Linked DNA regions of Homo sapiens: region 1 is linked to region 2. The links are chromatin loops, found by intact Hi-C in ENCODE. Cell type or tissue: PC-9. All regions are shown on one strand. Links, peaks and the distances in the headings refer to the core of each region. The heading gives the core; the rest is flanking DNA.

Region 1 (16,230 bases), core at 7,621-10,120, 150 kb before region 2:
TTTCTTTAAAAAAACCACAGTCCTTATCTTTTAGAATTACTGAAATAAAGAAAAAAATGATCTGATGCTTGGAATTGATTTCCAAATAATCATGATGAAGGGAAATGGGTGGAGAAATAGAAAAAAATGACATTTGCTGTAAGTAGACAATTGAAGCTGGGTCACAGGTATATGGATTTTTTGTATGTTCTATCTACTTTTGTATATGTTTGAAATTTTCCATAGCTCCATATTTACTTCTTATTGGAAAATAAACAAGAAGAGAAGAATTGGAAGAGAGAAATCATGGGCAAAGTAGTAGTCTGAGATGGGGTGTCAGGCCTAATGTCCATCAGCTATTGCCCCACAGGCCTGCATTGCTAATCTGCCATCTGCCTCACGGCACCCTCCCCAGCCATCCTGTTGGCCCCTCCCATGAGGGAGTGCTCTCCATGGCTGTGCCCTCTTGGGCCTGACCTCACAACTGTTTCTGGAGGCACAAATTTGTCTCCTGTGGCTCAAGACACGAAGAATGGATGATCACATATGGTCACCAAACTTTGTGGAACAGTGATTCCAAACTATGGTCCTTCCGACAGCAGAGCAACACAAGAAGCAAACAGCTGAGGTGTTTGAGAAAGGTCAGGGAAAAAAAGCCTTCTTTTTTTTTTTTTTTTTTTTTTTTTTGAGACAGAGTCTCGCTCTATTGGCAGGCTGGAGTGCAGTGGCGCGATCTTGGCTCACTATAACCTCTGCCTGCTGGATTCAAGCAATTCTTCTGCCTCAGCCTCCCTAGTAGCTGGGACTACAGGTGCACACCACCACGCCCAGCTAATTTTTGTATTTTTAGTAGAGATAGGGTTTCACCATGTTGGCCAGGATGGTCTCGATCTCCTGACCTTGTGATCTGCCCGCCTCGGCCTCCCAAAGTGCTGGGATTACAAGGGTGAGCCACTGCGCCTGGCCGAAAAAGCCTTCTTGACTGAGAGCATGCTGCGGGTTAGGGAAGGGAGAGGTTACCTCTGGATCAGAGGTTGGAGAAGAATATAATTAAAGGAGTTTAAACTGAACTGGAGTGACACATAAATCATGCGAAATATATGTGAATGTGTTTCTTAAGTAAAATTAAAAAGTCCTCCAGGGGGATGTGCTTCTCCCATGCTCAAAGCTGACAAATCTTGGAGATGCCTGGTGCCCCAACCAAAGGTCATTTCCCAGCCTTTCTCTGAGAACAGAGAACACATTTCTCACGGAAGCAACATTATAAGTGGTGGTTGGGTTCCCAAGATCCCCATCAAAAGTTTATTTGCCCAGTTTAAAGGCTGCGCATTTGCACCTGAAGTAGGTAGGGCCCTTGCAAAGGCTAGCAGTTGGATAACATTAAGTTACATGTCAAGCCAGTCAAGATATGTGCCCTGCAATCCTCAGGAGTTGCTTGTGGAATTCAGAGGAGGAAGGGAGCATCTTCCAGTTAGGTGGCTAGGGAAGCAGTGGGATTTGAGCTGGGCTTGGAGTGGTGGATACATTTCAGTGACAGTAACAACCCCTCTGTCCTTCTTACTCAACTTTGCTAAGAAAAATTCTGAACTTTACAAATTATCCTTGAATCAGGCCCAGTGAGTTATGCGGAAATGTTAGAGCAAGCCCAAACCAGCTGGGACAGACGTAAATGTGTTCTGGATGTGCTGACTTGATCATAAGGTCCTCAGGTCTTCAGGATCCTGTAAGATGACCATCACCACACCACACTTCAGATTCCAGGGCCTTGCCTCCCTAGCCTGACATCTCACCTCCACCTCTGTCAAAATTTCAGAATCAGGTTGGGTCTTATCTTTGTTCTTATTTTTGATGTCCCATATAAACCCTTCTTCAACTGATCTTTTCCACCAGGCCCATAACTTCTTTCTTTGTTTTTTTTTTTTTTTTTTTAGACGGAGTCTCGCTCTATCACCAGGATGGAGTGCAGTGGCACGATCTTGGCTCACTGCAACCTCCACCTTCCGGGTTCAAGCAATTCTCCTGCCTCAGCCTCCTGAGTAGCTGGGACTACAGGAACCAGCCACCACACCCAGCCAATTTTTTGTATTTTAGTAGATACAGGGTTTCACCATGTTGGCCAGGATGGTCTCAATATCTTGACCTCATGATCCACCCACCTTGGCCTCCCAAAGTGCTGGGATTACAGGCGTGAGCCACCGTGCCCAGCCTCTTTCTAAGCCAGCATCCAGAACACAGATACAAGACTCATTAGGTAGGTTCAAAAAACAGGTCTCCAATGGCTTCCTTATTTCAGGAAGCACTGAATTAATTATTTCCACTCAGGAAAAGACTATGTTGGAGTCCATTGCTGCTTCTCGATCCCAAGTGAACTCCAGGAAGAAGCAAATGAAAAGCAATCATAGGCCGGGTGCGGTGGCTCGTACCTGTAATCACAGCACTTTGGGAGGCCAAGGCAGATGGATCACCTGATGTCAGGAGTTCAAGACCAGCCTGGCCAACATGGAGAAATCCCATCTCTACTAAAAATACAAAAATTAGCCGGGTATGGTGGCAAGTGCCTGTAATTCCAGCTACTTGGGAGACTGAGGCGAGAGAATCACTTGAACCCGGGAGGCGGATGTTATAGTGAGCTGAGATCGTGCCACTGCACTCCAGCCTGGGAGACAAGAGTGAAACTCTGTCTCAATAAAAAAAAAAGAAAGAAAAGAAAGAAAATAAAAGCATCGATAGTGTATATAGATCAAAGGAGGAAGGGACATTTTCCTTAGAATAAAACTTTAATAACGAAAACAATAAACTCCCTCCTTTCCACTCGTAGAATAGTCAAGCACTCATTTCTCATTTGCTTCTCAGCCATCAGCTGTCCTAATCTGTTATCTATTACGCTGTGTAACGAAACTCGTCCCAATCTAGTAGCTGAAAGCAACAACCATTTATTATGGCACATGTCTACATGGTGGCTGGGTGGTTTTGGTGATTTGGGCCCAGGCTGGCTGAATCCAGGTGGGCTTGTTCAGTGGTCCCTGGCAGTTGGGTTGGGGGCTGGCCTGTCTAGCATGGCCTCAGGTAGGAAGAGTTGGCTCTGCTCCACAGACTGACCCGTGCCTGTTCTCTTCCTCTGGCAGGTTAGTCCAGGCTTGTTCTCTCAGTGGAGACAGGGGTCCTACGAGAAGAGCAGAAGCAGTAAAGGCCTCATGAGGCCTGGACTTAAAGGACACATTGCCAGTTCCGCTATATTCTGTTGGCCAAAGCAGGCCAGCCAAGATACAAGCGGGGGGAGAAAATATGCTCTACCTTTTAATGAGGCATTGCAAACTCACATTGCCAAGGGTGTGGATACAGAAGGTCACTAGTTGTGGCCATGAATGCCATCCATCTATCAGACCTGCCAACGTAGTTTTTCTTTTAGGGGCGGACTTAGTCCGATTTCAGACATTAGTAAAACTGATTCGGATTCCATTTCCAAATTCCTAATTCCAAGAGAACTGGAAAAGCAGAGCGTGCCAACCTCTTATAATCCTTCTTAATGTGACAAATGTTTCTACAGCGTCCACTGAGCCAGGCTCAGTAGGTCCCTGGGACATATATGAAACAACAGTTCTCCTGCCCTCCAGGTGCTCAGCACAGCAGGAGAATCCCGGCTGGGAACAGAGAGCAAAGCGACCACATAGCTCTAGTGGGAATCCTGGGGAAGTGGTATGTGGTCTTGAATAGTGACTTAGAGTTTTCCAGAAAGAGAAGGAAGGGGAGTTCATTCTAGAGGCCTGGAGGATGTAAAGATGGTTGTGTTTTCATGAAACCGAGCTGTGGACACAAAGGGCAAGGCCAAGGTTGCAAGGGGCCTTGCCCGACTCTCTGTGGAGAGAGGATTTTATTGTGAAGGGTCCACGAAGTCACCGCAGGGCTTCAGCTGGATGAGTGTGCTCTGCTTGGCCTGTTGGAAAGATTGCTGGGGCAGCAGGGAGGTGAAGAGGAAGCTAAAGATAGGGTGACCAGTTGGGAGACTATTTCCAGTCCAAATACATCCTCTTGGGTTTGAGTTTCTGTGACCGTCCTCCTGCTGGCTGGAACTGGGAGGTCCTCTGGGGTCTCTAAACGCTCTCAGTTGCTTGCCTAGAGTTATGCAAGCGGGCGTGGGGTCGGGGCAGGACCAGGAAGCTTTGCGCTTTCTGCTCTTGGCTGATTTCATAACAGGTTAGCTTTTAAACTTCTGGCTCATTCCAGACACTATGCCTCTGGCCCTGGGAGAGAACTTGGTCTCCCAGACCGCGCATAACATTTCCACTTTCCGGCAAACACAGTCTGTGCGTGATCAGGTGAGGCTGGCGCACACAAATCCTTGATGTCTAGACCGCCTTTCTCCAGCTGCTGTGTTTACTGCAGAAAGGTTCCATCCTGGGATGATCGCCTGGGGGGAGTTTTCTTCTTGCGACACCTAGTTCAGCTCTGCTGAGCTTTTGGATTCCCAGCCTTTCTCCCACCACAACCCGGTGGTCATGAAGTCTCACAGGAAGTGTGGTAGGCACAATAATGGTCCCCAAGGATGTCTAGGCCCCCATCCCTGCAACCTGTAAGTGTGTTGTTACACGGCCAAGGGGATTGAATTAACAGATGGAATGAAGGTTGCTAATCAGCTGACTTTAATACAGGGAAATGAGCCTGGATTATCCAGGTGGGGCCAATATCATCATCAAGGTCCTTAATAGTGGAAGAGGAGGCAGCAGAGGAGCGCAGAGTGTTGCTTTGTGAGAAGGACCCGCCCAGCGTTGCTGGCCTTTAAGATGGAGGAAGGGGGCCGTGTGGTAGGAGTGTGGGGGCCTCAGGAGGGAAGGAAATTGGCTCTCCCAGGAGCTTCCAGAAAGGAATGCACCCCTGCTGACACTTTGATTTTGGCCCCAGTGAGCCTCGTGTTGGACTCCTGGACTACGGAGCTGTAAGATAATAAATGTGTGCTGTTTTAAGCCAGTAGCTTTGTGGTAATTGGTTACAGCAGGCATGGGAAAGCAGTGCAGGGTGTGTGAGCTGAACCCTTGAAGACGGGGTTCTCCACTACGTCCCCAGTGTGGAGCACAAGCTGGCTCTATGCCCGGTGCTCGGAAGCATTTTCAGAATGAACAGGACTGACTGAGATGAAGCCGCAGACATCTGCTCTCTCCAGGCCCCTATCTGGCTGTGTGACCATAGGTGGGTCCCTTCACTTTCAGTGACTATGTTCCCATGTCTCTTAAGGCAGTTGATGACCTCAAGGGTGGGTGACTTTTGAAGTGACTCTCAGATGTGTTACCACTGGAGCCACCGCCAGATCTCCTGACTCTCCTCTCTCTGACTGGTCTCATTCTTAGTCTAATACCATCATTCTCCAATGCTAAGGTCATTAATTAGCACCCCAGGCCCTCACTGACTCTGCTCTCACCCTGTCTCTGGGGCTCCCTGCCTACAGGTTCACTGCGGAGGTCATGGTAGACGTTGCTGCCCAGAACCTCCAACCGTAGGAAACCTCTCCTCCTTATTCTCAGCCATGAAGTGTGGGAGCAAAACTGCTACACAGTTTTGCTCAGGGTCAGACGCTGGGACATCCCCAGGGCCTGTAATGCTGGTCTCACCAGAGCTTTGACTGTGAATGCTGCTTTTCCTCATAGCAGTGTGTGGCCCCTAAGGTCCCCTATTCAATGACCAGGGACAATCATCAAATCAATGCAAAGAGAAAATGAAGCCTTGTGTTTCTATCTAACGGGTGAGCTACACTGGAAGTATAAGAAGTACTTATGGGGAAATCTGCTTTCCTGACTCTTACTTCTGTTTCCAGAGGGTGATATAATGTGTGTAAATGCAGATTCAGCTTCGAGGAAACTTTCGTCTAATAATGAACTGAACCACATTATGGCATGCTATCTCCAAGGTATGATAGTATCTGTTATACTCATGGGGTCCAAATTTTCTTTAGCTTAGAGGTTATTCTACTTTAGAGCAGGAGTTCTCTATTTTGGCCACCCACTAAGAATCACTCGAGGGGAGTATTTAAAAATCCAAGCCAGGCTGCACTCTAGAGCCACAGAATCACTGGGCTGAAACAGTTCCCCAGGTGACGCTGATGTGCAGCGCGGGTTGAGAACCACTCCACTGCCTTAGCTAACACTGGCTACTCTTGCCTTTGCCTTTGCTATTTACAAAAACAATTATTTTTTAGTATCTAAAGGCCAACATCAATAAACCCTTACTTGTTATACTAGAAGATGCTCTGTCCTCATTGACCTGAGTCCCATCTTAGTGGGGCTTATTATAATGACCCAGGCACGTGAGTCTCATGCAAACCAGTGGGGCAGGCTCTTGGGAGCAGTGGCTTCTGCATTATGCCTGGAATGCAGGAATACATGGGGATCAGTCCGACTGACAAATGCAACTCACCCAAAGTGACTATGAATGACTGCAAGGGCATCTGGGTACAGCAGTGGGACTGTAGTTCAGGTCAGGGATCTGGTCTCTGGTGTTGGCCCTGGGCAGGGAGGGAGCTCTAACAGGAACCGAGGCACCCAGTGTGGTACCTGCAGTTTCCCTGACCCCCACTGCAATCCTTCACCCCCGGGCTCCCCTTGGTTTCCCTGCCTCACCCACAGTCATTGGCCTCAGCTGGTAAAGGGCAGCTTGAGCCAGTGCGTCCTCGGAGCGTTAGTCCCAGCCAGTTTTTGCTGACTCCTCTCCCTTCCCAGCTGCCATGGCAAGTGGGTGCCCAGTCCCACAGCAGCCTCTCTTTCCTAAGTAAAATCCCACGCCCCGTGGCTAACTGTTCACAACCTGAAGGAAGAAATGTTCTACTTTCAAAGGAAAAACAGCCCTCCTTCCATGTAGCTCGCCAGCTGCCCACCGCTAGCCAGGTGTCGCTTGCAATCCATGGACACCGTTCCCGTAGCAACCCCAGGTGACTGTCACAGCTGCCCCTGACACAAACTGCTTTAGCAAAGGGGTGTCAAAAAATATTTTAAAAACAAGTTTTAAACACAATTTTTAGGGAGAAATCAAGAGGGTTCTCAACTGAGGTAATTGACCGACTTGGTGGGGGTTCAGTCCATGAATGTAGCTTCACTCTTGTGGCTATTAATGGCAGGGAGGTGGGGGGACAGTTGGTATAAAGGCAATGAGACTACATATCAAGATGGAAGGGGGCATCCTAGGCTTGGCATGGTATTTGGAAACCTTGACTAGCCTTTTATGCCCAATGCTGTTTGGAAATCTTGCTGGGAATCACAGAAGCTATAGATGCTTAATGGTGTCAGCACTGATATGCGCCACCATCAGCTTGAATTACATATTAACCACCCATCTGCATTTAATCCCTATACCTGGCCATCTTCTGATGAGACGAGCTATTTCCTCTCTCTCCTCTCTTGTACTCTCCAGTGGATAAGTGAGTTTCTCTCCATGCCTTCTCTGGAGTGGGCTGTTTCGCCCACTGGAGGGGGATTCTCAAGGTCTCCACCACTCCTTGGAAAAATGGGGTGAGGACTCCAGGGCTGGGAAAGGGAAAGTGTAAGATGATCCTGAACCAGCTTATGGTGCCTGGAAGTAAGGAAATGCTAGAAAAATGGTGAGAACATGTCAGAAGATCACAGGAGCCAGCTTGAAAGGGCTCAAAACAGCCAAACCTAGGGAATCTGAGCAATAAGAGAAATAATAACAGTGGATTGTGACCTGTAGAGTACAATGGATGTATTCTGCTAAGTGAGAGAAGCCAGACCCCAAAGTCTACATACTCAAATCCACTTATATGACATTCTGGAAAAGGCAAAACTATAAGGACAAAAACCAGATCAGTGGTTGCCAAAAATAGGAGGTGTGGGGGGGTTGATTAAGCTGTATGAGGGATTTTGGGGGCTGATGCAGCTGTTCTGTTGCATGACTGTGGTGTAGATACATGACTCTACATTGTCAAAACTCATAGAACTGCAAACTACAGAGAGTGAATTTTACTGAATGTAAATTTTAAAAAATTAAGATGTTTGGGAGCCCCAAATGGAACCCAATTACAAATAAACCCAACCAGGCTGGGCATGGTGGCTCACACAGGTAATCCTAGCACTTTGGGAGGCCGAGGTGGGCAGATTGCCTGAGCCCAGGAGTTTGAGACCAGCCTGGGGAACATAGCAAAATCCCGTCTCTACAAAAAATACAAAATTAGCCAGGCATGGTGGCGCATGCCTGCAGTCCTAGCTACTCAGGGACTGAGGCGAGAGGATCACTTAAGCCTAGGAGATTGAGGCTGCAATGAGCTGAGATCATGCCACTACATTCCATACATTCCAGCCTCAATGACAGAGTGAGTCCCTGTCTCTTAGAAATAAAAAAAAACAAAAGAACCCAACCATAATACAGATGAATAACATAACCACACTGAAGGGGGTAGGGAAGAAAAGAACCAACCTGAGTACCCAGGGAAAATAGGGTTTTGACTTGATACACAAATACTGTATGGTTAATACACTTCTCATGGGCGGGGGGTGGAGGTTAGGAATTCTGCAACTACTTTCTGTGTATACTAAAGCTGAAAAAATAGGTACAGCTGACCCTTCAACAACACAAGCTTAAACTTCAAGGGTGCACTTATCCAAGGATTGTCTTTCACTTCTGCCACCCTCGAGGTAGCAAGACCAACCCCTCTTCTTTCTCCTCCTCAGCCTACTCAGTGTAAAGACGATGAGGATGAAGACCTTTAGGATGACCACCTTCTACTTAATGAACAGTAAATATATTTTCTCTTTTTTATGATTTTCTTAAGAACATTTCATTTTCTCTAACTGTATTTTAAGAATATGTAATAAATACATGCAAATCAACTTATCAGTAAGGCTTCTAGTCAACAGTATGCTATTAGTATTAATAGTTAAGTTTATGGGGAGTCAAAAGTTATATGTAGATTTTTAGCCAGGTGTGGTGGTGCGTGCCTATAGTCCTATCTACTGGGAGGCTGAAGCAGGAGGATTGCTTAAGCTGAGGAGTTTGAGGCTGCCATGAGCTATGATTGTGCCACTGCACTCCAGCCTGGACAACAGTGCAAGACTCTATTAAAAATTTTTTTTTAAATTATCTGTGGTTTTTTGATTCCACATAGGAGTGGCATCCCAACCCTCACATTATTCAAGGGTCATCTGTAAATGCATTAAAGATGTTGAGAGCCAGGTTTCTCACCGCCAAAGAAGTTACAAATAAGAGGAAGGGGGGCTACAATGAACCCTGTCATGTTGGATTGGAATCTGAGCTATCACAGTATGAATTTGTTTTTTAACATTTTATGTATATACAGTTACAGAAATATAGATGTGCATGGCTTAGTATACATATGTATTATTTCAAGCTCTGTTCTCTATGAGGCCCTAGAAGCAATGACATCCAGTGACAATAAACACACTCAGTGCCCAGATTTTTGTTTCTAAATAAAAGGAACCAGGCCTCCCTGGAGCAGTGATTGATTCCAGGCTCCTAGGCAGGGAAAACACAAGAAGAGCCTGGAACATCTTGAAATGCAAGAAAGTAAGGAAGTGCTCATGAAAGGATGGGGCAGGTCACAAGTGTGCAGGAGCCAACCTGAAAGAGCTCCCCGTGGCCAAGCTGGGACAATTTGAGCAATAAAATAATGATGGTATTATAATCCATAAAATAAATATCCATGAGTCCATACTCATATAAACAAGCAAACAAATAGATGAGAAAGGACAGTAATTCTCCAGATAGAATTTCAATTACTTATAATAATAAATGAGGAAATCATGATAATTAATGAGGGAAATAAAAAATCACCATTAGGCAAACACTACAGTAATAATTATTACAGGCACAATCTACTAATAGATGTTAAGATGACTGGGCAAAAATTTGAGGTGAATCAGGATATTTGCATAGCCTTAAACTATCTCTCCCAAGATATTTATTAATTACAAAGGTAAAAATAGTAACTTTACAGTGAAGAAACCCAGCAGACACAACTTTAACCAGGCGACCAAGGTTAACATCACCAGTGGCAGGACATAGCAGCATCCTATCCCACTAACAATATGCATTGAGGGTTTATTACCTTGGTGATATTCTTCGAAGGATGGATAACCTACATTTAATCTTGAGAAAACATCAGATAAACTCCAAATGAGGGAGATTCTACAAAGTAACTGACCAGTACTCCTCAAAAATGTCAAGATCATGAAAGACAAGGAAAGATAGAGGAACTATCACAGATGGGAGAAGACCACAGACCTGACCACTAAGTGCAGTGTGGGATCCTGAGTGGCTCCTGAAGAAGAAAGCAGAAGTTAGATAACTAGATAGACAATTAGTGACAATTTAATAAGCTCTGTCAGTTATATAGTAGTATTGCCTTTATGTTAATTTCCTGATTTTTTTTTTTTTTTGAGACGGAGTCTGGCTGTTACCCAAGCTGGATGTGGTGGCACCATCTTGGCTTACTGCAACCTCCACCTCCTGAATTCAAGCGATTCTCCTGCCTCAGCCTCCCGAGTAGCTGGGATTACAGGTGCGTGCCACCATGCCCAGCTAATTTCTGTATTTTTAGTAGAGATGGGGTTTCACCCTGTTGGCCAGGCTGGTCTCAAACTCCTGATCTCAAGTGATCTGGCTGTCTTGGCCTCCCAAAGTGCTGGGATTACAGGCGTGAGCCACTGCGCCCGACCAGTTTCCTGATTTTGATCTTTGTACTTTGGGTGATGTAAGATGTCAACACTTGGGAGATTTGGGTGAAGGATTATGGGAATTCTTTATACTACTTTTCCAAATTTTTTTCAAGTCTGAAATCATTTCAAGATGAAAAGTTGAAAAAAATCGAGGGTCAGAAAGTACATAGTATGCTTCTTTTCCATAAGAATATTAGAGAAATAAGTATTTATATTTTATTTTAATTTGCTTGTATTTGCTTACAAAAGCACTGGAAAGATAAATGAGAAATTAATAAAAACTGTTACTTATGGGCGACCAGATGAGGAATGGGTGGATGGGGCAGAGTGAGAGTGAGGCTTCTCTGTGTACACCTTTTTAAATTATGTAAATGTACTATCTATCCTCTGTCTCAAAAACCAAAACCCCAAAAAACTAAATCACCTTATAGTTCATAAAGGCAAAGATATTTTATTTCATAGTTTCTCACAATGAAATAAATAGTAATTATCCTATGAGGTAGTTACTATTATTATATCATTACCATTTTAGACATGAGTAAATGAGGGCATATATGTATAAATAACTTATTCAAAGTCATTAGCTAATGAGGCCGGGCACAGTGGCTCAGGCCTGTAATCCTAGCACTTTGGGAGGCCGAGGTGGGCAGATCACTTGAGGACAGAAGTTTGAGACCAGCCTGGGCAATATGATGAAACCTAGTCTCTACTAAAAATACAAAATTAGCTGGGCATGATGGCAGGTGCCTGTAATCCCAGCTACTTGGAAGGCTGAGGCAGGAGAATCGCTTGAACCTGGGAGATGGAAGATGGAGGTTGCACTGAGCCGAGATTGTGCATTGCACTCTAACCTGGGCAGCAGAGCAAAACTTCCTCTCAGAAAACAAAAACAAAAAAACAGTCATTAGCTAATGAGACCCCAGAACCTGCACAGGGAGATTACCAACAGGGAAAGCAGATTTCAGAAAATGCAGCCTGGCCAACATGGTGAAACCTCATCTCTACTAAAAATACAAAAATTAGCTGGGTGTGGTGGTGTGTGTGCCTGTAGTCCCAGCTACTTGGGAGGCTGAGGCAGGAGCATCGCTTGAACCTGGGAGGCAGAGGTTGCAGTGGGCTGAGATGGCGCCACTGCACTCTAGCCTGGGTGACAGAACTTTTGGGAGGCCAAAGTGGGCAGATCACTTGAGGTCAGGAGTTAGAGACCAGCCTGGGCAACATGGTGAAACCCCATCTCTACTAAAATACAAAAATTAGCCGGGTGTGGTGGCACTGGCATGCAATCCCAGCTACTCGGGAAGCTGAAGCAGGATAATTGCTTGAACTTGGGAGGTGGAGGTTGCAGTGAGCCAAGATTGCATCATTGCACTCCAGCCTGGGAGGCAGAGCGAGACTCTGTCTCCAAAAAAAAAAAAAAAAAAAAAAAAAATTCAGAAAATGGTATGGAAAAGAAAGGCATGGTCCTATGGCCAGAGACTTGAAAGGGAGTTCCAGAAGAAAGAAAACTTCCCACTGTCTTAGTCAGCTTAAGACTTTGTGGCTTAAACAACAGACATTTATTTCTCATGCTTCTGGAACCTGGGAAGTCCAAGACCAGGGTGCTGGAAGACTCAATCCTTGATAAGGTCCCACTTTTTGGCTTTTAGTCAGCTGCGTTCTTGCTGTATCCTCATGTGACTCAGACACTGGTTTCCTCTTCTTATAAGGACACTAATCCCATCATGAGGGCCCTACCCTCATGACCTCATCGAAACCTAAGGACCTCCCAAAGGCCCTGCCTCTTAATCCTATCTCATTGAAGGTTAGGCCTTCAACAGATGAATTTTTGGAGGACACATTCAGTCCATAACACTTCCCACCCCCCAACACACAAACTTTTAAAAATCTGTGTTAAGTATGTACTTTGTGCTGTAAAGTGCTATGGGTTTTTTGTTTTTGTTTCATTTCTGTTATCCAGGCTGAAGGCAGTGGCACTATCTCACCTCACTGCAACCTCTGCCTCCTAGGTTCAAGCAATTTTCCCACCTCAGCCTCCTGAGTAGCTGGGACTACAGGCACGCACCACCATGCCTGGCTAATTTTTTGTATTTTTAGTAGAGACAGGGTTTCGCCATGTTGGTCAGGCTGGTCTCAAATTCCTGACCTCAGGTGATTGGCCCGCCTCGGCCTCCCAAAGTGCTGGGATTACAGGTGTGATCCCTCATGCCAGGCCAAACCATGAATCTTTTATCTTTCTCTATAGTTTTGTCTTTTCTAGAATGACACATTATTGAAGCCATACGATTTGTAGTCTTTTCAGGCTGGCTTCTTTCACTTAGCGACATGCATCTAAGGTTCCTTTATGTCTTTTCCATAGTTTGATGGCTCATTTATTTTTAATGCTGAATAATATTACATTGTATGGACATGCCATACCATAGTTCATTTGTGTTTTATTTTATTTATATATATATATTTTTTGAGACAGAGGCTCACTCTGTCACCCAGGCTGGAGTGCAGTGGCGCGATCTTTTTTTTTTTTGAGACAGAGGGCACGATCTCGACTCACTGCAACCTCTGCCTCCTGGGTTCAAGTGATTCTCCTGTCTCAATTCCCCAAGTAGCTGGGATTACAGGAGCATGCCACCATGCCCGGCTAATTTTTATATTTTTAATAGAGATGGGGTTTTGCCATGTTGCCCAGGCTGGTCTTGAACTCCTGGCCTCAAGTAATCCACCTGCCTTGGCCTCCCAAAGTGTTGGGATTACAGGCATGAGCCACTGCACCCGGCCTTAGATTACTTTTATAATAAAAAAATAAATGCATTATATGCACAAGAATCGTGCTTGAACCTGGGAGGCAGAGGTTGCAGTGAGCTGAGATCACGCCACTGCACTCCAGCGTGTGTGACAGACCAAGACTCTGTCTCAAAAACAAAAACAAACAAACAGAAAACCAACTATGAAAAAGAGAGTTAGCCCTATAGGCATGTGTGATATATCGCAATGCATAAGCATACAGGCTCTGGAATTGGACAAACCTAGATTTGAATAGTAGCCCTGTCACTTATTAGCCGTGGGCAAATTCTATAATCTCGATGTGCCACTCTCCTCCTTGCACCATGGGTTTAACCACATTGCCTGGGCTACTGTGCGGATTGGATGAGATGATGCATGTGGAGTCAGCAAGATGCCTGTCACTCCCCCTCCCTCCCAGGTCTTCACTGATGAAAGCAGGTATCAAAGTCAAGCAGATGGAAATGAAACTGGCAATTTTATTATTGGTGGAGTTATTGGAGAACAATAGGAATATTTCAAAAAAAATGATGCCTGCGTCAACATAAAAGCATTTTCAACAAATTGTGTTATAATATCCAGGTCTGCATAAGAAGTTTTTTTTAACCTACATGTATCTTAATACTTCTTTGTTGGTGCCTCTCCATTAGTTCATTTGAATAAGAGAAAAATGTCAAAATATTTTGGTAATTTTTATAGATTTCATAAGGGGAGTTTGTCATTAGTTTGTGTGGATTTTTTTTTTTTTTTTCTGGCTGTGGATGCTTTGAATGGTAGAAGACTGAAGGGAAGGGAAGTGTGGTGAGGTGGGGCTTGAACAAGATACTACATGTTATAAGTGATTTTCTGAATTTCTTTTTTTAAAATAAGCTAATTTGTAATATTTTATAACTAGATGGTTTTATTAGATGCTCATAAGGTCTCAAACGTGCACTAATGCTCAGATTTTACATTTCCATCAGCCAGAAACCTGTTTTTTATTTTTTTATTTTTGGACAGAGTCTTGCTCTGTGGCCCAGGCTGGAGTATAGTGGCGTGATCTCAGCTTACTGCAACCTCCACCTCCTGGGTTCAAGCGATTCTTCTGCCTCAGCCTCCCAAGTAGCTGGAATTATAGGCACGTGCCACCACGCCTGGCTAATTTTTGTATTTTTAGTAGAGACGAGATTTCACCATCTTGGCCAGGCTGGACTTGAACTCCTGACCTCGTGATCTGCCTGCCTCGGCCTCCCAAAGTGTTGGGATTACAGGCGTGAGCTACTGCGCCCGGCCTAGAAAACTTTTTTTAATAAAAATAAATAATCTCCTTTCTTCCTTTTGTCATATGTATGTGTACACACATAAAATCAAAATCATAACCACAATGTTTTTCTTTTCATTTTTTGTTTTTCTCTACAACCTGGGCCCAGGAGCTCCTTCATCTTTTTTTTTTTTTTTAATTGTGGTAAAATCTGCATAACATAAAATGTACCAGCTAATCTATTATTAAGCATACAGTTCAGTGCATTGAGTACATTTACAGCGTTGTGTAACCACCATCACCATCCATCTCCAGAAAGATTTCATCAACACACCATGTTTCAAACTTCTCGATTTTATAAAGTGCCTCTCATTCAAATAGTAACAGCTGAAGAAAAAAATGCAGGTACCATGCAACATCTGACTTCTCAGCTGCCACACTCAGAAGTAACAAAGAACCCCCTTTTGAAAATCTCTTCCCATTTTATCTTTCTTTACAACTCCATAGCAATGTTGTTTTATGCAAACAAAATGTAAAACAGAGAACAAATAGTTTGTCCCCTGCTGCTATATAAAAACCAAAGTTTGTAACAAGGTAACTATTTTATAGCCCTCCAAGCTCAATAAAAGTACATTCTTCCTGTTGTGTTCTATCTTTTGGGCAGGTATGTAATTAAGATAGATGGTGTGTGATCCTAAGAACTCCCTTACCGGAGCATGTTCTGGCCAAATTCAGTGTGTTACATTATACTGTTCCTTTATATGTCCCTTAGTATTATACTTCTTAGCTGTCCACATCATATCCAATATAGGTCACTTTCCTTCCTAAAATGTTTTCTACCATTTTTATATCTACTGAGGGCGTTATAATTCTGAGATATCTGAATTTTATTGCTGAATGGTTAAATCTTTTTCTGGTGTGAATTCATTAAGGTGCTGAAACATAAATTGTACTATGTTTGTGGGAGTTATCTTTCACTTTTTCTTTGTTTTCTGCAAATTTTTTAATCCTCTGAAAATAGGCCAGGCCACCTTATCAGTGCGAGGTATCCAGAGCTCCACTCTCTTCTGAGCTTAAGAATGTTCTAGAATATTGTAAGGGGGGAATGGAGTACTCAGGAGCAGGAGAGAGGGAATGTGCAAAATCTCTGGGCACAAGTGGGTGTTCCCCTCCCAGCTGGTAACCAGGTGATGGGCTGACTGCAGGGAAGGGAAGGCCTCGTCCAGGAAGGGACAGCTGGTGCAGCCTGCGGCAGTCTAGTAGAGGCCACGGGCTCCTACTTGCGCCTTCGTGCTGGGAAACCGGATTTTTTTCCTTCTTCATGTTTTAAGGGCTTCTTCAGCACAGCTTTGCCCCACCACCTCCACAGTCTTCTCTCCCCCTAGTCTGGAATAAGATGTTCTAGTCCCTCAAATCAAATCCCACATGTAAGCCTCACATTTCCCCAACTTTTACCTAGGACTGCAGACCTCCAAGCCCAGAGGCTTTGGAAACAATCTTCAACTGCTTTCTCTCTGCTTTCCACCCTGTGTCCCCCTGCAGGCAGCTTGCAAAGAGCAGAGG
Region 2 (16,230 bases), core at 6,958-9,457:
TCTCCCGGGCTCAAGCGATTCTCCCACCTCAGCCTCTCAAGGAGCTTTTGTAATGACAAGGTTTTGCCATGTTGCCCAGGCTGGTCTCAAACCCCTGGGCTTAAGTGATCCATCCACCTTGGCCTCCCAAAGTGCTGGGATTACAGGTATGAGCCCCTGTGCCCAACCTGTTTTTGTTTGTTTATTTGTTTTTTGTTTGTTTGTTTTTTCTTTTTTTGAGTATTTACTTGTGGCCAGACACTGTATTAAGCCTATGAGCAAAAATGGATGCATGCTGTCTATCCTAAAACGTTTACAGAAAACATAAGAAAAAAATCATACAAGTAAATAAAAATCGCACCCATGACAAGGCTTATGGAGGAGAGGGGCTAGGATTTGACCTCATTTGTGTGGTCAGGGACCATTTCCTTGAGGAGGTGAGGATTGGTAGAGAGGAGGCAGAGTCTTCAGGCAGACACGCAGAGGCCCTGGGGTGGGAGGAAGTATGGTCCAGGAGGAACTTTTTTTTAAAAGCCAGTAGAAGGATGGGGTGGGTGAGGAGGAGGAGTGTGGTGTGAGATGGGGCTGGAAGGGTACGTAGATGATACAGACATTGGGGACTGAATTAAGGAGATTTGTTTTTTATTTTTGCGTTTATCCTTAAGAGCGCAAGAAGGCCACTGAAGCATTTGGTGGAGGGTGACATGATCTGATTTGGGATTCAAAATAATTTCTCCTGCCCCAGTGTGTGGGGATGGATTGGAAAGGGCAGAAGAGGGGATGTGGGTAGACCAGCTTGGAGGGTCTTGCTGTTGCCCAGGAAGGAAACGTTGGCAGCTTGGAGTCGCATGGCAGTGGTAGAGGTGGAGAAAGGAAGAAAGAACTGAGATAAACTTGGGAACTCATGAAATAAAGTTAATGGCTTTTTTTTTTTTTTTTTTTTTTTTGGAGACGGAGTCTCACTGTGTCACCCAGGCTGTAATGCAGTGGTGTGATCTTGGCTCACTGCAACCTCTGGCTTCCAGGTTCAAGTGATTCTCCTGCCTTGAGTAGCTGGGATTACATGCTTGTGCCACCACACCTGGCTAATTTTTGTATTTTTAGTAGAGGCGGGGTTTCACCATATTGGCCAAGCTGGTCTGAAACTCCTGACCTCAAGTGATCTGCCTGTCTTGGCCTCCCAAAGTGCTGGGATTACAGGCGTGAGCCACCGTACCTGGCCTACATGGCTTTTCTTATTATGTAACTTCTCAGAGTCTTTAATATGTGGGTTAATGTAAATTGTGATTCTCTGAGAAAGGACTCGACCACAAGAATTTTCCACAGTGTGACCGGGCCGCAAATCTTTTTTCAAAGAATCTTCCACAATATTTCATTCCATAGCATACTTCTGGGGAAATACTGCATTACATAATTGATTCTTTTTTGGGTACTTTCCACAGATAGTTGTAGATATTATACCAAGGTCTGTAATTGGGAATGGGCCTGACCCAGTACAAAGAGGAATGTGTTTGACACAGGGTTTGAATTGAAGCCTTGGGCAGATCAGATGGAATAGGTAGACTGAATTCAATTTAGGAAGGTTTTGGAGGCCAGGCTGAGGGGAGTTTGGATGCATTTTGTTGTGTGTTGGGAGTCGTTCTGGGCTCTGAGCTGTGTCATGGTGGAAGTACCATCTTGGCTAGGTCATTCTGGAAGATACCTGGTAAATGGGTTGGGTGGTGAGGTGTGTATTGGAGTTGGGCAGCCTTGCTTTCTAGCAGTGACTGGATGAGAACCTGGGTGTGGGGAGTGGGAATGGGGAGTGAATCTTTGGGGTTGAGAAGGAAGTGTGAGATGTTTTCCTTCATACCCTTTTCCTTTGGTGGGTGGCCACTGTCAACAGCTGAAAACAAGAGAGGCTCTTCTGTGTTTTTCTGAGGCCAGATAAGCATAAGGAGACCCTTGCGGCCCGTGGGTTCCTGTGCAGCACTGGCAGAGAGGCCGTGTGTTGGGAATGGTGCTGCCATTGTCAGGGAGTGGGAGAGGAATTACTTACGTTAATAGATGAAGCCCGAGGAGGAGGTTAAGTTGGCATCAAGGCCATCAACTTCCCGCCACGGCTGAGATGTCCCTGTGTGACTTTGAACAGGCCACTTAACCTCTCCAGGCCCCAGTTTGCTCATCTGGAAAATGAGAGGCTAGAACGAACGTCAGGCCCCTCCTGAGCTGGAATTCCAGCCATCTCGGGGAACTGAACATTGTTAATTAGGGCAATCATTTATCAGGGTCAGCAAGAGCCTGTGCTCCCAGAGAACTATCAGTTTTGTGAAAAATGTGGATTGAGAATGAAGACTTTGGGAAAAAAAAGCGTGGAGCGTTCAGTTCACCCATTCCTCTGAAATTCAGGCATCTTTTCTGAGGCAAAGATGTAACAAAGTGAGGCCGACTTTAGCCAGGACAGACTTTTTAGCAATGCAAAGGTAGACAGCATCCTATGAATGAATGAATCGGCTAACTGAATGCTTATTTTAGGAACAGAGGGCGCTAACATTTTATTTTTATGTGAGGTGTTTGGAAGTTGAAGGAATTTTCTCACAGAGACATTGTTATGAATTGAGGCTAGGTTCTCAGGCCAGCTAACAATAGTTGATTTAGCCCATGACACTGCTAAAATAGTGTGTATTAACTATAAAGTATAGAATACATGTGTGGTGGGAGAATGCGTGTGTATGCTTGGGGAGTATCACAGGGTATTAAATACCTAGACACATAAAAACCTCTATCAAGCTGATTAATTCAGTAACCTTGGATCGTGATTGTGCTATGTACCAGGTGCTGGGCTGGGCACAGAGTGGGATGGAGGCCCTGCCCAGAAGGGCTCCTGGTGTGGTTTTCAGCCTGTGGGCTCTCAACTCTGGCTGCCTGGGTTGGCTCCTGGCTCTGCTGCTTATACCTATGAGCCCCTAAGCAAGTGACTTACCTCTCAGTACCTCAGTTTCCTCACTTAGAAGCAAAGGATTATAACAGTTAATAGCAGTGCCTCCCTCAGCGGGAAGCCGAAGAGAATTCAGTGAGATGACTCATGGAAAGCACATAGCTGGTGTCTGGCATAGACTGAGCACTCAGAAAATCTAGTGATGCCTGCCTAGGCAGAGAGCCCTGTCCTCAGGGGGTGCAACCAGCAACTTACCTGCGGCAATGTGGGGAGTTAGGCTTATTGTCCAGTTCCCCAGGCATAGCCTGGCATGGGATGGGCTGAGAGGTGGAGACGGGGTGTTGGCCATAGAGGGAGAGAAGAAGTGGGGAGCAGGAGGAGGGTAAGGGAAAAGGGTGTTGTCTGATTTTCCCCCAGAAGTCAAGGTACAATTTGCCAGCAAAAGGGATGGGGTTGGGGCAAGAGGTGACCTCTAGGAGCCATCCGAGAGCTGCACAGGAGCCAGAGGGTTATTGGAGGCCCCTAGATGGGGAGGAAAGAGGAAAGGGACTGGCAGCTAAGGAAGAGATGGAAGCAGCAGTGGGACCCCAGCAGCAGTGCCCTGACTGCCACCGTGGATCCTGCAGCGGCACTCACAGGGGGGAAGTTCTGGGAAGGGTCCCATGGGTGTCTGTGTGTCTAGAGGTGGTGGGGACTTCCTTTGGTTGGTAGTCTTTAGTTCAAGCCCCAGGTTTTATCTCTAGCCTCTGTGTGGGGTCTGACTATTCTGTTCTCTGGGAGAATGTTCAGGAGCCTAGAGCAGTTGGTAATCAGGATGCTGATAGGCCCAACTTGCAGGGAGCGTTGTTTTGATTTTGGCCCCCATGCTTTGAGAGAAGACTTAGTACAACCTGCCAGTGAGTGAGGAAGGACCTTGGACAGTTTAGCCTAAGAGGAAAAGAAAGACAGGATGGTATGAGGGTGGGTTTTAAGTTTTTGGAAGGCTCTCGTTTGGAGGAAGGACACACTAAACCATCCTCAGTTGGTCTCAGTGATATTGTAGGAATGCAGACATCAGCTCAGTGTGAAGGAGGAGTTTCCATGCCTGAGAGCTGTGGGAAAATGGAAAGGCTTGTTTTGAGAGGCAGTGTGTTTCCAGCTCCCGGGGCAGAGGCTGAATGGCTGCTTATCTTCCACAGATATGGGGGAAGGTGGAAGGAAGTGTTAGAAATTCAAATTAGGGTTTCAACCTGAGAAAGTTGGTGTCTTAAATAATGCTGATGTTCTGTGACTTTATGAATGGGTAAGATGAATGAAATACAGGCCTGTTTTAATTTATCTGGAGAAATGGAAACTTTGGTAGGTCAGAGAGAGGAAATAACCTTTATCTGCCATGCAGATAATTGCAGAGATGGCTATGACCTTAGAGACCTCAGACCAGTGTGCTCATGAGCCTGTCTTCAGGCAGTGATTATTTAGATTTCACTTATGAACATGTTGAACTTTCTCTGGGACTTTAAACTCTTTAAAAATGGCACTGTACCTTGTTCAAGTTGTATATTCAGTGACTGTAGATAATCAATGGTGGATACTTCAATCCTTAATTGGATTCTCTTCTCTGACATTTTATAGTCATGGAAATGAGGCTCGGAGAAGTTGTGACTGCCTCAGGTCACAGACCGACCCAGGGGCTGCCCTGGGACCAAGACACCCACTCCTGCTCAGCCTCCAGTGTTCCTTCTATTTAGTCCACTTTCAGAGGTCCCAGTGCAGTTGGAATATGTCAGTACCAGGCATAGCATTTCATTAAGCTACCGCCTAAGGACGCACCATGTGGGATGCTTTTAGCGTGTGACTAGGGATTTTGTGGCACATGGCAGATTTTCCTAGATGTGAAGTCTATTACTCTGCAGAGCCTCGCTGTAACACCATTAATTGTCAAAGCCAGGGCCAGGCGGGGGCTGCCAGGCTCTCCAGATCCTCAATAGTTAGGTCAGTAGGAGCCTTGGCAGGGGCCTTCCTCCTACTCCTGATGAGGTGGCCCCAGGGATGGGCCAAGTCTCTGTGACTCATACCCAAGAGGGCTTCTCAAAATCACGAGTCACCTGGGTTGATGTGGGTATCTTAGGGGTCAGGCTGGGGTCCCCAAGGTCAGAGTACCCTGCCAGATGCAGTGCTTGTGGTCCAGTAAATGACAGCAGGTGACCTGGCTAGGGGTGGAGGGAGTGGGACTCTCATCAGATAGGTCCTGGAGGGCAACCTGAAGCTCAGAGTGGACCAGTTGAGGACTGGGCCCCCTTGTGTGTGGGGCAGGTGTTGCAGCTTCATCAGCCTGCGGTGTTCCAGGGCTCGCTCAGGGCAGGCTGGCTAAAGGCTTGGAGTGGAAGGGGTGTGTTATTAATCCATTTTCATGCTGCTGATTAAGACATACCTGAAGCTGGGAAGAAAAAGAGGTTTAGTTGGACTTAGAGTTCCACATGGCTGGGGAGGCCTCAGAATTATGGCAGGAGGCAAAAGGCACATTTTACATGGGGCGGCAGCAAGAGAAAATGAGGAAGATACAGAAGCGGAAACCTCTAATAAACCCATCAGATCTCGTGAGACTTGTTCACTATCATGAGACTAGGATGGGAAAGACTGGCCCCCATGATTCAATTACCTTCCCCTGGGTCCCTCCCACAACACGTGGGGATTCTGGGAGATACAATTCAAATTGAGATTTGGTGGGGACACAGCCAAATCATATCAGGGTGGTATGGGTATTCACGGTTATTGAGCAGCTGCCCCCTGTGCCCTGCGTGGCATTGTGCTGAGTACGCTGGGAGTGGCATGGCATTGCTCTTCCAGTTTACAGAGCAGGAAACAGAGCCTCCGGGTTCACTGCTGATCATTGATGAAAGCAGGGTGATGATGATGATAATGATGATGAGGGTTAGCAGAATCACTCCTGTCTACTCAGTGCACAGTGCACGCCTGGCCACATGCTATGTACTTTACACACATTACATTTCATCCTCACCACCACCCTGTATGTCAGGTACTATCATTGCCCTTTCAAAGTGGAGGAGATTACAGCTCAGTAAAAGGTAGTTGACGGGCTCAGAGTTGCATGGTTGATGGGCGGCTGAGCCAGGATTTAAACTCAAGTCTATCTGACTCTGGGAGCCCAGGCTCTTTCCTTGTTACAGCCCCACTTGTCCTTGGGAATGAAGCTTGTGATGAACTCCAGATTTTGTTTTTAATGGATGTGAGCCAGGTGGGCTGGATCTGCAAGTATAATAGTAGGTCTTTACGTGATGTGATAGGCTAGATGATGTTGCAGTAATAAACAGCCTCCAAAGCTCTGTAGCTTAACGAAGAAAAGCTTATTTCTTGCTCATGCTTCACATCCAGTCATGGCAGGGTTGGAGTTGGTTGCTTTGTTCCTGAGTCCCCGGGGGACCCAGGTGTTGGTGATCTCTGCAGTGGGGTAGGAGGAGGATATGGTAGATCATTAATGGGCTCTTGGAGCTTGTACCTGGACATGTCACCTGCCACTTCTTGCATTTCCTTGGCCAAAGCTAATCACATGGCCACTCCTGACTTCAAGGGGGCAGGGAAGCACATTGCATGTGCCTGGAGGAGAGAAGAACTGGAAATATTAGGTGAACAGCACTAATGACCCTCACAGTGATTCATGGGGCCTGTTTGGTCAGCACCCCAAGATGGTTCCTTTTTAAAACAGATGAGGGCTGGCCCTAGAGCAGTCCTGGGGAAGGTCTTGGATTAGACTTGGTTACTCCATCCCTCCCACTCTGTCTGTCCCAGCTCTTTTGAGGGAGGGGGTGGCATTTTATTCTCCATCAGAAAAGGAGGGACCGAGTGAGAGTCTTGCCAACAGCATGGCTGGGAAACAATTGCTCTAAGAGGACGGGGGCCAAAAAGTCACCACACCTCCTTCAAGGCCTCTGTATAGAAGGAAATCTGTGATTTATGCTCTGTAACTTCTGGGTGGTACACAGTAATTCCTTCCTGGACACTGTTTGCTGTGTATATAGCGACTCATCCTTTGACATTTCACACCATTATCTTTCATTTTTCTTGATCCGTGCAGTGAATGGATCCGTAACGCCACCCTGTTTTTAAGAAAGCTGAGCTGTGATTTAGAGAAGTTGTTACTTGCACAAAACCTCACAGTGGTCAGGTGACTATACCAGGATCAGGACGTTTCTATTCTGGCCCCATTCCCCTTGCCAGTCAGTTAGAGCTGGCTATTGACCCAGGTAGCCTGGCCTTGCAAGGAGGAACCAGGGCACTCTGGGCTTTGTAGGAGCCTGGTCTGCTCAGCTCTGTCTCAGGGAACAGCCTACTACTTTAAAGGAGGAAATAATAAAGGTCACTCTTGTCAGGTGTCTTAACCCTGTGGGTACCAGAGTCAGCCTAAACGCTTGTAGCAGTCTTGGCCCAGGCTCTTGCCTACCGAGACCATGTCCTTTTCTTTCTCCAGTCCCTGCTTAGCATCGCTCCTGTGGCCATGGAAGTGTGGGGCAAACGGAAAAGTTGACAGCTTTCTATACGGAAATTTGGTCTTGTTTGGGGCTGCAAGGAAGCACTAATGAGAAGCATCCATTGGATTGAAAGTTCTTGGCCTCAGCATTTGTATTTAAGTTCTGAAAATGGCATGATTTTTATAATTCAGGAGAGACCCTTTCAGCATTTATGGATATATGGTAGCAAAATGGGAAAGTTGAAGGATCCGTTTTCACAAATAACAAGACTTCCGGGCAGGGGTGCAGGGCAGAACTGTGGACTGGAGTAGGCCTGTGAGCTTCCAGATTGAGCCTTTGGCTGCTTGTTTATCTTCTTTCTTCAAAAATCCTGTTGAACCTGTTGGACATGTGTGTGCTGACAGCAAGCTGATTTGTAATCATTTGTAAAGCCATGTGGTCTGTCTGTGACAGCGACTCTAACTGGGAGTCTAACGCTTGCATTTACCCGGTTCCCACCCCCCAATATTTTCCTAGTGACGCAGAGCGCTGGAAGCAGGGCATTGTCTGGGTGGAGTCCCTTCCGCCAGCCAGCAGCTCCTTGAAGGCGAACGGCACTGCAGGGGCATGTTGGGTTCTATAAACAGAACTTTTACATGCTGGTCACAAGGTTAGCTTAGACTGTGGCTCTCATGGTGAGGGAAGTGGTGTCTTATAAATATGATGTGAGGCTCCTTTTATCTCCTGGAAACTGGGGAACATTTTGTAAGAATTTTTCTAAGGAATGGTGTTAAAAAAACAAAGCAAAGGCACAATGGAAGGCCTAAGGCTGTGTTTCATAGAAGCCCCTGAAATGCAGTCTTGGTGAGTGTGTGGATGTAGCTGAAGCCCCCAGCTGGCAGGTTCGGGGCCTCCTTTTCCCTTCCCTGGCTGGCTCTGGGGAATTTTCCCTCAAGCTGCTGCCCCCACTTGGAAGAAACTGGTAGCAACTAGCAGAGGTCACAAGCAAGGAGTCAGAGAACCGGGTTCAAGTCCTGGGTGTGTGACTGTTGTCTACCCAACCTTAATGTATTGTGGTCATTGACTGAGGTCTTACTATGTGTCTGAAACATTGCTAGGTGCTTTGCATAATGTCTCAATTCATTTTTAGAATAATGAGAAAACTGAAGTTTCGAGAAGAACAAGCAGGACCAATTCAGGTCTGCTGACTCCAAGGCCTGCACTCTTTTTGTTTTCTTTTGTTTTTATTAAGATAACATTCATATAACACAAAATTCATTTTAAGCATTTTACAGTGTGCAGTTCAGTGGTTTTTTATATATTCACAATTTGGGTAGCCACCATCGCTATCTAATTCTAGAACATTTTCATCACCCTAAATGAAGCCCCTTTCATCTGAATTCCCCCTTTCCCTCATCCTTTGTCAACCACTAGTCTACTTTCTGTCTGTATGGATTTGCCTATTCTGGACATTTTGTATAAACAGAATCATACCATATGTCAAGACCTGAACTATGGAGCATGTTGTGTTTCGGAAAAATCAAATCACTTAACTGCTCTACATCTATTTAGTTGCAGTGTGTTGTGGTCAGAAGGATTTTTATTTCCTTGTTGAGTATCTCTGTAGGTTTATTGTGTGTCAAATGCATTCTGTGAGCAAATATGAGGATTTTATTGTCGTAACTTTTGTCTTGGACCTATATTTTAATTACAGGCCACTCTGAGAGTGAATCTTAACTAGTTTTTTTAAAGGGAAGCATGTTGACTTATTTCCTAAGGACATTATGAAGAAAACCAGAGACATTTTTAACCTATGTAATCACTGAGTTGCCATAGGAAAAACTGGGTAATTGAATATGATTAAAAGGGAGTATCTTTTAGGTGGTTCTATAAGCAAGAAAATTGCCACCAGGGCAACAGAAATACAGGATGTAAATAAAATCTTCATTAAGCAAGGTATATGTAAACTCTACAAGTACGGCAGGTTAATGACCATAAGGAGAGAATGGCCCTCACCTCTGGATGCTGTGGCAGGGACATTGTTACAGATGATCTGGTTTAAATGGCAGCATTTGAAAATAAAATGTAAACATGAGGCAGTAGGAGTAGAACCTCTAGTCATCTTAGCTCACTGAATTCCAGGACTACCTAATGCTGCCTGACTTCTTCAAGTTCATTCTAGAATCCCAGACTGTTAGAGCTGGCCAGGACATTGAAACAAGATAGACTGACCCTTTTGTGTTGCAGAGGGGAGAAAGTGAAGGCAGATAGAAGTTAAATGATTTGTCTGTCGTCATCATACATGAATTGTTAGCGGGATCTGGTCTAGAATTCACATCTTTTAACAAAAAGAAATTGAATATTGATCTGTATGATTTTTGGCATTGGAATCAACTCTTCCTTGGAAATATTTGGTACCTGGGTGATGAATACCCTCTACTTCTTTGCCACTTCCTTTGCCACATTTATTTCCATCTCTCCCATGCACTATTTATTTGTGCCCCTCCACCCTCCCCCCGCCCCACACACACACAAACAAAAAGAGCTTATCACTGTATAACCAACTGAGTTCTGAACTGTAGATGTGTTGGGAGAGATTGGTGTTGGCAATTTTGGTAAATACAGTGAGAGAAAATTTGGAAATTCTGATGTTCTTCTTGGAGCATGGGATTTAAAAATATTTTGCAATGGCTCAACCCCATCTTGCCCAAGAAATGGTAAGTAGGCAAATCAAAAAGGAGGAAGGAAGGAACCCATCACTTTACATTACTAAAATAATTTCAACTTTTTAAAGATTTGTATCTCTTTTTTGATTTTCTGATCTGTTTAGGTATTACTGATTATACCTTCTTTAAGGATGTGAATTGAACTCAGAGGGGGCAAGAGCTTGCAGAAGGAAGGTTGCAATGTGAGCTGGCTGCAAAGCCTGCAGTAGCGCACAAGCGGCCTAACGCCAAATCCCAGGCACTGAGAATCCTACCAAGAAGCATAAAGGATTTGACCAGTTAGGAGCTCAGCTCAAATCTCTGCAGAAAGGCCCTGAGAGCTGAGAAGGGTCCAATCAGCCTAGACCTCACTACTCGAAGGGGTATCCACAGACCTGCATCATTGGCATCACCTGGGAGCTTGTTAGAAATGCAGAGTCCTGGGTCCCACTCCAGACTTCCTGAGTCAGAATGAGCGTTTTAATGAGATCTCTAGGTAATTCATTAAAATTTGAGAAGCCCAAGATTAGAGACCTTATGCCAGGGAAATTAACAAATGATTGGGAGAAGGGATGAAGTGTGCTAGTTAAGACTAAAATATATGCTGTTTCTGTACCTGAATAGTTGACCTTTGCTCAGGTGAGGGGGAAGCTGAAGACACAATATGGGGGACTTGCTTTCCTAACACTTCAGAGTGAGGAAGGGACGCATTATTGTGACCCGGGCCCTATTGTGCAAGTGAAAGCAGACGTCCACAGACATGATGGTGAGAAGACAGTAATTTCCCAGCAGATGAGCTGACCTAGGGGATGCTTCTAGTACCTCTCAGCTGGGATCCTGCAGCCCCAACACACTGGAGCGTGGGGGTGGCCAGCGAGATGGAACTGACACCAACATTCCATTCTCTGGATGTCCCGGCCTCCACGCCTCAGCTGTTTTCACTCATTCAGCAAAAAAGAGAGACAGAAAGGAAACAAAAGCCGGCTGTGGCAGAGGCCGTGTTAATTAGTAAAACCTGATATGTCTGTGTACTGGGTCGGCACTAGGACAAGCAGGAGGCTCTTGGCCTATGTGGTTACTTGTTGTCCATCAGGAGCGAGCCTGTCCAAGGTGTCGGGTCCGTGTTCCTACAAGGAGCGCTCCTCAGCTTCCTGAGTCAGGCAGAACATGCAAATGGGGCCATTTATGGTGCCATGGGGGGTTTGGTACTCATCTCTTGTTTCTCCAGGGGCCAGTGTGAACACTTCTAAATGTGGGTGTTAACCCATGAACATGTGGAAAATGTGCCAGCCTGCAGGCAGGTGATTATTTGCAATGAATGGCTTGATGGCAAAGAGTGGGATTTCACTTTCTTGCATATGTGTGATACAATTGTTATATTTCTTTTTTCCTTCTTTTAAAATTGGTAATTGGAGCATATGGCTAAAAGTCAACTATTTTTAAAGTAATGGAAATTTTGCAGTTCAGCATGTTGAAGCATGCTGTTTGGCTGTTTTAGAAGAATGTTTTTCTTAGATGCCATCGGTTTACCACACCACCCTTGACTGGGAAATGGGGCTAAGATTTTAATAAATTAGCCAACCAAGAAACCTGACTTACCCTTGAAATAAGATGGGTGTCATCTTCTTTGTGCAGTGTAGTCGCCCTGGAAGGACTATTAGAAGATCTCAATTCTCTGTTTTGAGAAGTCTAGGCTTGATTTTTTTAGCTGGTAAAAAATGTGCAGGTAGTGGCCTGAAGCCAAGTGTGACGATTTGGAACCACAGCCGGTAAGCTGTGTGAAGTCCTTCCCTTTTGGGAAGCAGATGTGAGTTTAGTGGACCTAACAGTAATAACAAGGGCTATGACGAGAGCTGTAATCCCATTTAACTAGATATTTACAATAATGTACTAGGTGGGCAACTTCATCCCCCTTCTTCAGATAGGAAACTAAGGCTCTGTGAGGCCAGGTCCAGTGGAAGGCCCAGCAAGAGGCACAGCCTGGGTTTGGATCTGATCTGGCTGACTTCAGAGCCTTTGCTGTTTCCTCTAAACAGACAGAGAAGCATTTTTAGAAGTATAAATGAGAATTCCATTCTGGAGGTGATTTATGTCTGTGTTAGGATGGGACATGTGTCTGTGTGCCGGGTGGGCAAGGAGGAGAGTGCTTGGCAAAGTCACAGGGGAAAAGTGACACCACTTCCTGGAATACCAAGAACACAGTATCCTTAATATAAAAAGAGACATAGTAGAATGAAACATGCTATGGTGTTGAATGAAAAATTTACATTCATTTATAATGGAAAAACCCAAGCCTTGAAAGCAGTTCTTCGCAGTCCCTTGGATGTCTCTCATCACCCCACACTGGACTTCTCTGCCTTAGGGTTTCTGGAGTGGAAAAGTTGGGGAAGCACTCGTGTAGTTGCAAGTCCTGGGCCATCTGGGCCTTTTCCACTCTCCCAGCTATATGTGGTGAAAAGGAATTGCTTAACTATGTAAACTGGCGTGGGAGAGTTGGCGCTATGCTCTGTTTGTACAGCTGCTCCTGGGGCTCCGGCTCCGCTATCTTTCACGGCCCAGAGGTACCCATGAAAAGACAAAGGAAGGGTTTCCAGAGGCTGGAGGAGGTGAGAACTTGGCCGAGGACGTGGGTTGTTTTCTGAGTTCCTGTGACCATTGATGGTCAGTCTTTTAAAAGAAAATGTATATTTATTTTTAAAAATGGTAATACATGTTGAATTTCCATGGTTCAAAATTTAAAAATTGCCAGAGGGTTTGCAATTGAAAACTTCCTTCTGCTGTTTTCCACATAGCCCCAGTTTCCTGCCTCATAGTCAGTCATTGTTACCAGTTTCTCATGTAGCCAACTAAAAACATCTTTATCCCTCTTACCTTCTTTTTATACACACAGAAGCATGCTATATCTACTAATCTGTCCCATGCTTCTTCCTCACTTTCTTGTTCTTTTTTTCTCCCAGATGCACAAGATACTATTGACCTGATGTAATTTATTTAACTAGTACCTAATTGGCCTTTAGTAGTGTGCAATCTTTTGCTATTAAGGTACTGCAGTGAATAATCTCATTTATATGTCATTTTGCACACATATGGGATAAAATGATAGACGATAAGTTTCTGGGTCAAAAGAAATGTACATTGTAATTTTGATGGATACTACCAAATTGCCATCCAGGAGCCTCGTACCAGTTTCTAGCCCCACCAGCAATCGATGAGAATACGTTTCCTCACATTACACATACTGTGTTATCAAACCTTTTGATGTGGCTGCCTCATAGCTGAAAAAATAACCTTGGTGTAATTTTTAGTGATGATCCAATCTTGAAAAATGATAGAAAATGGCACAGTTGTTACTTTTGCCTTTGTGGTGATGAATCTGGTGCGGTGTTTTCAACTTTTTGGAGTGGCAGAGGAATCGACTACCTGTACAAGTGAGTAATAGCTAAAATATTGAAATGCAAATCCATGTAATTCTTTTAAAACAAGACATCACGTAGGTGGTAAGATACGGACAAATGAATTATTAAAAACTGTGTGCTTTTTGGTTTTATTTATGATGGTGCTTCCTCTCTAATATTGTTATAACATATAGGACTTGGGATCAGAGAATCGTAGAAACATAATGCCAGCAACTTCAATGACTTTAGCAGTACTTGTCCCCAGGGAACTTCCACTTGAGTTGCTCTTTACCAGCTCTGTCTTGGTGCAGTTCTGCTGCCTTTGCCACATCCATGAGACACAAAGTCTCATCTGGAAAGATGATACATAGATCCAAGCATCAGATCACTTCAGAGTTGGGAGAACTTTGAAGGTCCTCTCTGCCATGTTTCTTTTCTTCACTGGGAGGTCATGGAGAAGAACTTACATGTAGTACTTGCCTTGAACAAAAGGTTAGGATTTTTATTTTTATTTTTGATTCCATTACTACTGCAAGTGAATTAGGTATGGTTTCAGGAAAGGAAAGTTTGTTCTATGGGCTTTATATAAAAGGTGAGCTGGCCATGTGGGGGTGTGGGGGCATGAAAATGGGAGAGGACTTTTGGGAAGATTTGCTAACATAGGCTCATGTTAAATTATTTGTAAGCATAATGTGAAGACATAGAGAAAAACATAGTATCGCTTTACAAATAATCAAAAAAGGACTAAGTGTCTCAATACACACAAGGTCTCCTAGAGTCATACTCAGCCCATGCCACTGAAAGTTAAGATTGGAATAAATCCCTGCCAGCCATAAGCTGAGTGAAGAACTTGCATGCCAAGTTCTAAACATCACAATTCAGTCCAGGTTCCCTTATCTAACACGCTAGGGTGCTAGTTAGGCCCCAATCCAGGTTAAATCAGGTCTGGTTTTCAGTATCCTCATTCTTCCTGAGATTTCCGGGTGAATGAAAGGGTGCTGACCACACATCTAAGTGTTCTTTGCTTTACTGAAAGCTTTGGGCAGATGGTCTTGAGCCTCTTCTTCCCCTCTCTAACACCTCAGCAAACCTCCAGACCACGGGGGTAAATGCATCATCTCTCTCCACCATCCCTACTCCAGCCCCAGGTTTCCTGTAACTTTTGTTTACCCTTTTTTTTTTTAAACAGCTGTATTAAGATATAATTCATATAGCATATAATTCATATAATTCAACTATTGAAATTGTACAGTTCAGTGGTTTTAGTATTCACACAGTTGTACAACCATCACCACAGTCAATGTTAGAACATTTTCCTAACCCCTAAAAAGAAATTCCATCGCCATTAGCAGTCACTCCTGGCCCCTTCCCCATATCCCTCCCTGTACCTCCCTGTAGCAGCCCAGGGCAATCACTAATCTATTTTCTGTCTCCGTAGATTTGCTATTCCAGACTTTCATATAAATGTCAATATGGGTGTGTGTGTGTGTGTGTGTGTGTGTGTGTGTGTGTGTGTGTTTGTGTGATTGGCTTCTTTAGGATAATATGTTCAAAGTTCATCCATGTTGTGGTGTGTGTCAGTATTTCATTCCTTTGAATGGCCAAATAATATTCCATTCTATGGATATGCCACATTTTGTTTACCCATTCACTGTTTGATGGACATGTAGATTGCTTGCACTTATTGGATACTGTGAATAATGCTGCTATAAACATTCATGTACAAGTTTTTCTGTGAATATATGTTTTTTCTTTTTTTTGAGATGGAGTCTCACTCTTGTCGCCCAGCCTGGAGTGCAATGGTGTGATCTTGGCTCACTGCAACCTCTGCCTCCTGGGTTCAAGCGATTCTCCTGCCTCAGCCTCCTGAGTAGCTGGGATTACAGGCACCTGCTACCATGCCTGGCTAATTTTTTGTATTTTTAGTAAAGATGCGGTTTCACCATGTTGGCCAGGCTGGTCTCAAACTCCTGACCTCAGGTGATCTGCCCGCCTCGGCCTCCCAAAGTGCTGGGATTACAGGCTTGAGTCACTGTGCCCGGTCCCTTGTTTTTATTTCTCTTAGCTATATAGCAAGGAGTGAAATTGCTAGGTCCTACCGTAACTCTGTGTAACATTTTGAGGAACTGGCAAACTGTTTTCCAAAGTAGCTGCACCATTTTACATTCCTACCAGCAATGTATAAGTGGTCTAATTCCTCTAAACTCTCCCCAATACTTGTTATTATCTTTCTTTTTTATTATAGCTATCCTAGTGGATGTGGAGTGGTATCTCATTATGGTTTTAATTTGCATTTCCCTAATGACTAATGATGTTGAATATGTTTTCATATGCATGTTGGATTTTATATACTGTTCGGATCCTTTCCCCATTGTTTATTTATTTATTTTTTGAGATGGAGTCTTGCTCTGTCACCCAAGTTGGAGTGCAGTGGTCCCATCTCGGCTCACTGCAATCTCTGCCTCCCGAGTTCAAACAATTCTCTCGCCTCAGCATCCCAATTAGCTGGGATTACAGGTGTGCACCACCACACCTGGCTGATTTTTGTATTTTTAGTAGAGATGGGGTTTTATCATGTTGGCCAGGCTGGTCTTGAACTTCTGACCACAAGTGATCCGCCTGCCTGGGCCTCTTAAAGTGCAGAGACTATGACGTAACCCACCGCACCTGGCCCCATTTTTAAGTCTTTTTGTTACTGAGTTAAAGAATCATTTATATATTCTGGATATGAGTCCTTCATTAGATATATGACTTTTATTTCCTTTCATTCTGGTCGTTGTCTTTTGACT

The links. Hi-C counts contacts between places; a loop is a spot of excess contacts. Peaks named below come from ENCODE experiments on the same cell type or tissue, not always from the same donor. Only the 100,000 strongest peaks of a DNase experiment are listed, where the experiment ranks them.
Region 1: it touches region 2 in a loop (2.6-fold over the local background); 3 of 110 quality-filtered maps call a loop at or near these places.

The regions. Positions count from the first base shown.
Region 1 is chr15:57,348,584-57,364,813 of GRCh38, forward strand. No RefSeq gene overlaps it. Among named protein-coding and RNA genes, the nearest start is that of CGNL1, 20 kb to the right of the region's middle. RefSeq lists an enhancer at 6,908-7,629. In PC-9, for the core only: no CTCF peak of the experiment used is centred there; no DNase peak of the experiment used is centred there.
Region 2 is chr15:57,498,337-57,514,566 of GRCh38, forward strand. The region is part of intron 8 of CGNL1 (cingulin like 1); the gene reads left to right. Among named protein-coding and RNA genes, the nearest start is that of GCOM1, 85 kb to the right of the region's middle. In PC-9, for the core only: a CTCF peak has its summit at 8,255; a DNase peak (open chromatin) is centred at 7,795; H3K4me3 peaks cover 647 bases; H3K27ac peaks cover 1,923 bases.